2 separate regions of the Homo sapiens genome follow, and region 2 is linked to region 1. Evidence: chromatin contacts called from ENCODE Hi-C data. All regions are on one chromosome and are shown on one strand. The core of a region is the stretch at or near the end of the contact, and the rest is flanking DNA. Distances in the headings are between cores, read along the strand shown.

What was found. A loop is a pair of places that touch in the nucleus more often than their neighbours do. Pooled maps may share reads with other maps.
Region 2: a pooled map shows a loop between it and region 1 (3-fold over the local background). The contact joins the promoter of TEKT1 here to the promoter of NLRP1 in region 1. A Hi-C loop is called at or near these places in 4 of 168 maps with a recorded cell type or tissue (CD4-positive, alpha-beta T cell, CD8-positive, alpha-beta T cell, IMR-90 and 1 more) and 12 of 50 pooled maps.

The regions. Positions count from the first base shown.
Region 1 is chr17:5,581,463-5,586,529 of GRCh38, forward strand. NLRP1 (NLR family pyrin domain containing 1) reads right to left here and starts at 3,047. Exons shown (of 17, transcript NM_033004.4): 1 at 2,225-3,047; 2 at 1,208-1,384; 3 at 397-600. The coding sequence starts at 2,495. RefSeq lists enhancers at 2,385-3,584, 2,856-3,115, 3,136-3,435.
Region 2 is chr17:6,829,306-6,834,318 of GRCh38, forward strand. It overlaps TEKT1 (tektin 1), which reads right to left and starts at 2,424. Exons shown (of 8, transcript NM_053285.2): 1 at 2,344-2,424; 2 at 882-1,088. The coding sequence starts at 1,071. RefSeq lists a silencer at 2,387-2,436.

The DNA.
Region 1 (5,067 bases), core at 1,797-4,296:
GAGAGTGTCCAGTGAGCACTGATGGGCATGGGACTAGCTGTAGGCCACTTGTGGGGTGAGGAGCTCAGTGGAAATTGAACCCAGCTCTCCTGACCCCAGGCCAGTGCCCTGTCCAGTAAACCAGGTGATGTGTAACCCCATCCAGGCTCCCCTCTCCTTGCTCTGTTGTCCCCCAGATGTGCTGGGTAACACATCTGTATTTTAATGTCCAGGTGCCTCCTGGAAACAGTGCCTTGGACCAGTGGAGAGGCTCCAAGGGTGGGATTTCCTGAGGGAAATTTCAGATGTTTTCCAGAACCTCTGCTTAGCCTGCCAACCTGGTCCCCAGGGGACTCTTTGTCCATACATTTGCCTCTCCCACCTCACCACCCCGCCAGGAGCTCAGTAGGGTCTCACCTGTGTAGTAAATTCCTGACGTTTCATCCAGAGGCCATTGGGTCCCAGGAGCCTCCTGCTCTCTGGGTGCTAGGCTGGGCTGAGGTGGGGATCCCCAGCTCCCCAGCACTGCTGTGGATGTGGGGGCGTTGGGTGACTCCTGGCTTGGAGACTCATGGTCTGGGGAGCTTGGAAGAGCTTGGTAGAGGAGTGAGGCAGAGATTTCTGGGGGGAATGAAAAGAAAAATAACCATTTACTGAACATTTATTTTCTTTTAGGTGCATATATTTTAAACTCTCACAACAGTCCTGAGAGATGGGTCTTAATAATATTATTTTGAAAACCATGTTGAAGTAGAGGGGCAATTTTATTCTCTTAGTAGTGAAGAGAGAAGTCATGTGAGGGAGCTGGCTTGGGCCGAGGACTAAGCCTAGCCTCTTCTTGGGGTCTGTCTGGAAAACAGAGTCCTCCTTGGAACTTCTGGACCACCCTGACCCTAAGGATCTTCAGAGCCCATCAATATTATGAGCTGAGTTCTCGGGCAAGGACCATGTCACGAGTTGGGCACCCAGTTGGGGAAGACTCATTGCCTGACCCACATGGGTCTCAGCTTCCCCATCTGCCACATGGGGAGGGATGCAATCTCAGCACCGGAAGGTCCCTGAAAGATCAATTTCAGGCCTACCTCTCACAGCCCATCCTGGCTCCCCTATCCTTCCTCTGCTGTCCCCCATGTCAGGTCCCCATGCACAGACATGATCCTCTGGGTGGGGCCCACCAGCTGATTCACAGCTCCACCCAGGGCTGTCAGCCTGCCTCAGCAAGCCTCACCTCTCCAGCGGCGTCCAGATGTGTCAGGCAGCTGTCTCAAAACCCTTCTCTCTGAGCCCTGGGTGCACCCCGCCGGCAATTCATGGATCCAGGGCATTAGCACTGCGGTGGAGGTGGGTTGGCTGGGAGACCCCAGGTGGGGTTCACTTGGGCTGTAGGGGAATGAGGGAGAGTGGCCTACAGGAAAGAGACAAAGAGGTTGGAGACACATCAGAGGGGCAGGGGCAAGGTGCCAGGGAACTGAGCTGGTCTCCTCTCTCAACCAAGAGAGGTCAGGATACACCAGTGAACCCGCTGCAGCCCTCTACAACTTCCTCTAGAGGCTTGTCTGAAGAATGATGTTCTTATAGATACTGCTAGGCAAAAAATCCTCATCTAGGATCAGGAAATTTGCATATCTGTCTTGGTCCTGACTATCTCCCTGTGTAAATCACTACTCCTACTGAGCCTCAGCTGTGCTTTATTGGGCCAACGGCATCTGCAACCCAGGGTGGCTAATAGTAATAATAACAGCAGCAGCAGCAGCAGCAACAACAGCAATGGGAGATCTTATTTATTGAGCACTTACTGTATATCAGACTCTGTGCTAAATGTTTAACCTGGATGATCTCTTTTAACCCTCACACAGCCCAGGGAGGCGGGCTCTCACTCTCCCATTTTGCAGACAGAGAAATAGGCAGAGAGCAGTGAAGTGATTGGCCCAGGGTGATAGTGCCAGGACTGGTGATAGTGCCTGACTCCCAAGTCCGTGCTCATAACTACAATGCCAGGCGAGTACCGGGAATGCACTTGAATAGAAGAGGGTGTGGGGCTCTGAGGTGCAGCAAGGGCCCCCCCAGCAAGCCTCCTGGCTCCAGCATAGTCTGGGGCCTGGATCCCCCTTTGAGAGGGCAGTTCCATGTCACTGCTCAGAGGAAGGCCTGGCAGGGAGGGCTCAGTGGTGGGGTCCCAAGAGGGCAGGGCAGGCATGAGGGCCAGGGGATGTCCCGCGGGCAGTGGGGTCCTCTGTCCACTCACCTGCCCCTTCCTGGGCTTGGGCGCACAGTGACCTCAGCCCCATCTGCTCCCAGGTATGGAGGGCTAGGTCCCAGGCCCGCTGCTCCCCATACTGAGCCACCAGGTACGAGGCCACCTCCATGCCACTCGTCTTCTCTGGCTGAGCGGGTGTCTCACCCGAAGAGCTCCTGGAGTGCGCTTTATTGGCGAGCAGAAGCTGGAACTCCTTCAGCTCCTCCTTCTTCAGGAACTCCAAGTAACAGGCCAGGCGGCCCCAGGCTCCGCCAGCCATCTCTGTCCCGGAGTTAAGAGGGTGTCTGGGGGATGTTCCCAGGTGGTGAGGGTATCAGGCAGGCAGAGAACAGTGCTGTCCTTTGCCTTGGCTCTTACCGTCTCTTATTCAGCATTCGGAACCCAGTTTTATAAATCCCAGGGCACCTACAGATAGACGCCGATAGAGGGGGAGTGGTAGGAAAAGCCAGGGGAGGGAGGAGCCCAGAGGGGCCTGCAAGACACTGGAAGAAGTCAGCTGATAGGGAGGTCCTGGGATGGGGTCCAGGGCCAGGCAGGGAGGGTGAGGGTGAGGGGAGATGTGGTGACGGGAGATGGGGTGTGGGCAACGCTCACTGTTCTGTGTTCCTCAGATTCTTCCCTCTCCTGGGTCCTGGACTCCTGAGATCAACCCTTGAGCTGCAAGGCTGAGAAGAGGTGGGGTGGGAGGAGCCGCAGAGCAGGGAATGGGCTTTCAGAACCCAGAGTGGAGCCCCGGGCTGCTGGCTCCCAGGTTTCTTCAGACCTCTCCAGGCCCTGGGGCACCAGCCAGCAAGAACAGCGCCTAGTCAACAAGAGCAGGAAGGAAACGTCACCCAGAGGAAACCCACAAGGGGCGTGGCCAGGGGGTAGGATCAAACCAGGCCTGGGTAGGCCAGACTCAGAGTCACAGATTCAGATGGGCCACATGGCATCTATAGGCGGACCAGGAGCACAGGCCCAGACCAGCTGACGCTGCAGCAGGTACAGGCCCATACTAAACACGGTGTGTGCACCTCCACATGGGCACTCCGCCAGCCCATCATCTAGAGCCTGTCTGCAGAGCCAGGATGCAGACTCTCCGAGCAGTTGTGTCTGCAGCCCAGGCCCAGCCTCTCAGGATGGGTGGGGCCCCCTGTGTCTGCCCGGGCAGCTCCTTATTGGGAAACATTAGAACTGGGCCAGGGAGCATTTTTCCCAGCCTCTCATGGTTTTGGGAGCTTCTTGAGTTGCACTGCATGTCCTGCCATGCTACCAGGGGCACTAAAGCATGTGTCCCAGGCCCAGGGGGCTGTTTGCCTTCTGGGCAGCCCAGCACTTAGCTGGTGAACATTTCCACCTGAAAGCAGAACAGCCCCTTCCTCATTCCTGCAAGCAGGCCTCGGGGAGCCAGGGGCAGACTTCCTCTTTCGTGGAATCTGCAAGATGCCAATGACTTCAGGTTGAGGAATGACATTGCCTACTCATTTGCTGATGTAACACACCACCAGGAATTTCTGGAGATGCTTTGGTTTCACTTGGACTGGCAGAGCCCAGGCTTCAACCCACGGCTTGCTTGGACAAGGACTCCTTATGTGCCTGATTTATTTCTTTGAGCCTCAGTTTGCCCATCTATTAAATGGGACATCATAGGTTTACCAAGAGGCTTCAATTCAGCAAAAGGTCTTAGAGTCTCTCTCTCTTTCCCAGGCTGGAGTGCAGTGGCAAGATCTCGGCTCACTGCAAGCTCCCTCCACCTCCTGGGTTCCAGCGATTCTCCTGCATCAGCCCAGCTTCCTGGGCAGTTGGGATTACAGTCACTCACCACCACGCCTGGCTAATTGTTTTGTATTTTTAGTAGAGATGGGGTTTCACCATGTTAGCCAGTCTGATCCGAGGTGATCCGCCCACTTCGGCCTCCCGAAATGTTGGGATTACAGGTGTGAGCCTCCGTGCCTGGCCTAAATAAATTTTATAAATGTTAGTTTTAAAAAATGGCTAATAAGCACATTGTAGGACATTCTAATATCAGATTGACCAGAAGTGGAAAAGTGCTGTGCTAAAAGTGGGATGATCGGGAGGCTCTGAGCACTCCGTGAAGGACCGTGAGACTCCATGTAGCGGGAGGAATGGCCTGGAGGAGGGCTGTGTGGGCTTTTTTTCCTCCTCACACCAGCCAGTTCTGGCACCAACTCTCTAGACACCAACTGGTGTCCTACAGTGCAATTCTGACACTGACTGCCTGGAGTTGGCATCAAACCTCACAGGTTTAGGGTTTCAGTGAAGAGCTGGCCTCATATCAGATGCCAGTTGCAAATGGGGTGCCCAGACCACTGGCATCTCTGTCTGACTTGGTGACAAATTCAAGGGTTCCCACAGTCCCCGGCAGGTTCAATAATTTGCTGAAATGACTCACAGGACTGAGAAAAGCACTTTATTTATTATTATCGGTTCATGATGGAGGATACGACTCAGGAATAGCCCAACGGAAGAGATGCCGAGGTCAAGGTGTGGGTGGGGGAGGGGCACAGCGCTTCCTTGCCCTCCCGGGCACCCTACTCTCCCTGCCCCTCCCTGCTTCACTAACCTGGAAGCTCTCCAAACCCCAAACAAACAAGACTGTGGGGTTTTCTCGGAGGTTTCACTTCACAGGCATAATTCATTAAATCACTGGCCGCTGGAGATCCACTCAACCTGTTAAATAGATCAGAAACCTGACCCTTCCCACCACGCCCACTGGGGCTGCTGGTCCAGCCTTCAGTCGTCTCTTACTGGGATCACTGTGCTAGCCTTCCACATGTTCTCCACCCATGCTGATGCTTCCCCTTTACTGTCTACTCTCAGTCTAGAAGCCA
Region 2 (5,013 bases), core at 1,174-3,673, 1.2 Mb after region 1:
TTATACACCTGTCCCTTGGTATCCTCAGAGGATTTGTTCCAGAGTCCCTGACAGACACCAAAATCCATGGATGCTCAAGTCTTTTATACAAAATGGTGTAGTGTTTTCATATAACCTATGCACATCTTCCCATATACTTTCCTTTTCTCTTTCTTTTCTTTCTCTTTCTTTCTTTCTTTCTCTCTTTCATTCTTCCTTTCTTTTTCTTTCTTTTTTTTTTTTTTATGAAACAGGGTCTTGGTATATCACCCAGGGTGGTCTCTAACTCCTGGGCTTACAGGATCCTACTGCCTCAGCCCTCCAAGTAGCTGGGACTAACAGCACATGCTACCACACCCAGCCAGTATACTTTAAATCATCTTCAGATTACTTATAATACCTAATACAATGCAAATACTATGTAAATAGCTGTTGAACTGTATTGTTTTTATTTGTATTCTTTAATTGTTGTAATCTTTTATTGTTTTTTTTTCCTAAGTATTTTGGACCTACAACTGGCTGAACCCATGGATACAAAGGGCTGACTGTATTCTGATGATTAATTTTTGTATCTTTATCCTCTTCAAGTTAGAAGCCCCTAAAAAGCAGAGATTCTGATCATTCCCTGTGATATGCCTAGTGTGTAGTACATAGATGCCCATAGATGCTCAATAACTGTGCATCAAATCAACAAATAAATGAATGATGGGTGGCTGAAAATCAGGCTGGGTTACCTTGTGTCTATCTTAGGGCAGTGAACTTAAACATAGAACCTGGAGAATACACATGATTTTCTCTAATATTCAAAAATAATATGTTGCCACATCTGAACATGACACTATAGCTAAACTCAACAGCCTCATCCTAGCATGTTCACGAATATGCCAAGCATGTTGTCTTACCTAGTTTCTTGTTCACATCGCTTTGAGATTTTCTTGTGGTCTTTTCAATTTCATCCACAAGCCTCTGGCTTTCTGCGACCAGGCGTTCTGATCGGGACCTTTGAGCGTCTGCTCTGTGGTACTGGTTCTTGTTAGCAATGTGCCACTCTGAGGGCAGGAACTTGGGTGGAGGTTGTAATAGTTTAGCCATTTGAGGTTTCCAAATTCCTGATCAAAAGCAGACTCTTTTAGATTAAATGAAAGCAATTTGTCCTTTTTTATGATAATTTTTATTCAAGGATGACATATATACGGAAAATTGCATAAATCATAATCTGTACACAAAATAAATCTATCTGTGTAGCCGGCACCCAAACCAAGAAACAAGCATTACCAGCATCTCTAACCTCCTCCCAGTTACTCCACCTCAAGCCCCTCAGGGTAACCAGTATCCTGACTTTTAACACTACAAATTCGTTTTGCTGTTTTTGAATTTAACATAAATGGAATAATACAGTATGTATTATTCTGTCTCTGACTTCTTTAGCTCAACATTATGTTTGTAAAATTCATCCATATTGTCTATATGATTGCAGTTTGTTCGTTCTCGTTGCTGTGTAGGTGCCGTTATATGAATAAAATCTAGCTGTCTTTTCTACTGTTTATGGATATTTGGGTTGTTTACACTCCAGGGCCATAATGAGAATGCTATTAATAGTCTCATACATGTCTTTTGGTGAACACGTGTATGCATTTTTATAACTCATTAGAATTGTTGGGTCATGGAGTAATGTTCTGCCAAACAGATGAGCCCAGAGATGTTTTCTTAAAAAAAGAAGAAGAAAAAGAAGAGGAAGAAGAAGGAGGAGGAGGAGGAGGAGGAGGAGGAAATGTAACATGTGTAAACTGACAACTGGGTATTGAACTTGTTCAACACATAAAAGAATCTGAAAACTTCCAGGACAAAGAAAAGGAGAGAACAGGAAGGGGAACAACACAGGGGAAGCCAGCTGGCAGAGGCTGTCGGCAGTGGAAACGCTAAAATTACCCATTTCATCTTCATACAACTCTGATGGACCATGAGAACTGCCTTCCTCAGACAGGGCTGAAATCTGCCCCCACTCCCATCTCTACCCTAAGGTCTGAGTCCCTGCTCTTAGGGGCCTCTGGATCTCTGAAGCCTTCACATATATAAGGATGAAACTAGAGTCAGATCTTGACTAGGCTGAGAACCTCAGCCCACCCAGCCCCCTCAGACAACATGGAGTTTCTCCGTTTCTTCCTAGCCCAGTCCCTTTTATGGCTTCTACCGAATTTATCTGAGTGTGGAGCCCAGCATTTAACCCAAGGCTCCTGGATAAGTCTGAATAGCCCCCAGAGAGGTGGGGACCTAAATTAGGGCTCATCCCAACGTCATAAGGATTTGGTTAGGCGGGGAGGGTTGCGGGTAGGGGTCGGTGGGGTGGGGTCATGGTTTACTTACCTCAGCGCCACACAGAACCACTACGCAAGCTCGGGATGGGAGCCTCCTTACCCCAACTGGAGCTTCCAGCTCTTGCAGAACAGAGAGGTAAACAACGCGGTCTCCATGACAACAAGTGACGCGTTGCCAGGGCAAAGAGGGCTGGTTCCGCCACTGAGCAGCCTGGCCAAAGGCTTAGCGCAGGCGCAAATTCTGCGGACCCCAGAGCCAGAGACCCAGGAGTGTGGCGTGTGGGAAGGGTAGGGCCAGATGCTCCGGCCACCTCAACCTACCGCGAAGACGCGGGGCACCAAGCAGAAGACAGCGGCCAAAGCCCCGAGCTGGGAGTCAGGAGACCTGCGTCTAGTCCGAGCCCTCCCGCGGGCGGGATCATCTCGGGTCGCGCTGTACCCCGGCTCTCAGACTTCCCGGCTGTACAGTGGGGTTGGGCTGGGCGATGCCTCCAGGACCTCGCAGTCGCAGGCGAAATTGAGGGTTAAAAATCAGGAAGCCAAGTTGATTGTTTCTGTAAGCTACAATGAGTTTCCTCCAGAGTTTGTATAGGTCTGTTACCACAACTGGCTTATTTCTGCGTGGGGCGCCCGATGGGGCACTCTGTGAGGGCAGGTGTGTGAGTAGAACGCCTTCAGGCAAACACTCCAGAAGTCACTCTGCATCCACTAGGAGATGGAAAATATGGGAGAAAAATTAAATCTGAGGGGATAGCTCCAGAAGATTTAATATTTGTCAAGTAGGACTTCCAGAAGGAAAGAAAAAAAGAGAGAGAATGGCAAAACAATTGTGAAAGTGAGAGAGAGATAACTTGAGCCAAAGACTCAAGTCTTTAGATTAACGACCCACCTGAAATTAACACACACCCCCATTCCTTACATATAGTCCTCCCTGTGGATTATGCATATAATCCATAGAGTGATTAGCTCCAGGATCCCCCTCAGATACTGAAATCTGCAGATTCTCAAGTCTCATATAAAGTGGTGTAGCATTTGTATATAACCTACGCACATCCCTAGATAGGCATACTTTACGTCATCTCTAGATTGCTACAATACCTAATACAATGCCTAATACAATACCTAATATAGTGCCTAATACAGTGCCTAATGCAATACATAATACAATACATAATACAACACCTAATACCTAATATAATACCTAATACAATGCCTAATACAATACCTAATACAATGTCTAACCATGCCTACTCATCGCTTCATTCGCATGGATTCAACATAGCACTCAGGGTGCAACAAATTCAAGTTTTGCTTTTTGGAGCTTTGTGGAATTTTTTTCCTGAATATTTTTTATTTGTGTGTCATCGCATCCAAGGATGTAGAATCCACGGATAGGAAGGGCCAACTTTATACCTATTCTGGTGGAATTTCTTAATTCAAAGAATAAGAAGAAAAAGAAAGAATAGGTATCAAGTGTTTCGTCTCTAACACAGGTGGCTAGAAATGATGGTTGCTAGAAATGATGCTAGGATAATGCCTTCAAATTCTATAGAAAATTATTTCAAATCTGGGATTCTACAACCAGTCAAAGCATTTCATGTATGAGAGCAAAATAAAAGATTTCTTTGGACATGCCAGTACTCAAAACGGTGAGCGTACATTCTTTATGGAAAAAAATAATAGAGCAAAAGTGAAAAATCCAGAAAGAAGAAGATACTGGACATAAGACATAGTGGAACCAACCCAGCTGTGTGATGAAAAGAAAGCTCGGTGTAATAGCTACCGAACTAAAAAGCAATGAGTCCAAATTACAACTAAAAGTCAAAAGAAGTTTTGAACAATATCTTTAAGAAGAGTTATACAAACTATGATTCATAACCCAGAAGTATAACCACATGGTGAGTTGAAATTATGTCTCTTCTGAGCAATAAAAAGTAGATAAATGATGACAGTCTCCGTGATGCATGCCTGAGGTGCCATCACTTGGAATGCCTGGGAGGTATGGCTTGAGCTCAGGAGTTTGAGACTGCAGTGAGCTATGATCACACCATTGCACTCCAACCTGGGTGACACAGACCCCTATTAAAATATTTTTTAATTTTTATAAGTTAAAAATAGACAAATACAAATTCTGAGAAAAGTTAAAAGCTGCACAAGGGCTGGGCATGGTGGCTCACACCTGTAATCTTGGCACTTTGGGAGGCCAAGGCGGGAGGATTGCTTGAGCTCAGAAGTTCAAGACCAGATTGGGCAACATGGTGAGACCGTGTATCTAAAAAAATAAAAATAAATAAAAAACCTACAGAAGAAAGTTATAAGTATGAAGAAAATTAAATTTTGATGTCATTTTCAGAGTAGTATATGAAATACAAGAGATGGTGCCAAAAGTCACCACCCCCTCATGATCATCCCTGCTGAACTCATTCATTCTCTGAACTCATTCATTCTCTGAACTCATTCATTCTCTGAACTCATTCATTGATTTGTTCAACAAAGATTTGTTGACCACTCTCTGAACTCATTCTCTGAATTCACTCATTCATTAATTTGTCCACATACCTATTGAACATCTATGAAGTATCAAGACCTGTGCTAGACACCAAGGATAGATGAAGATAAAACACAGTCTCTGCCTTCTGTGGAGATTACAGATGCACAGCTATTGACACAGCAATTCAATTCCACATCTAGGGATTTATCCTACAGATACATCTGCACA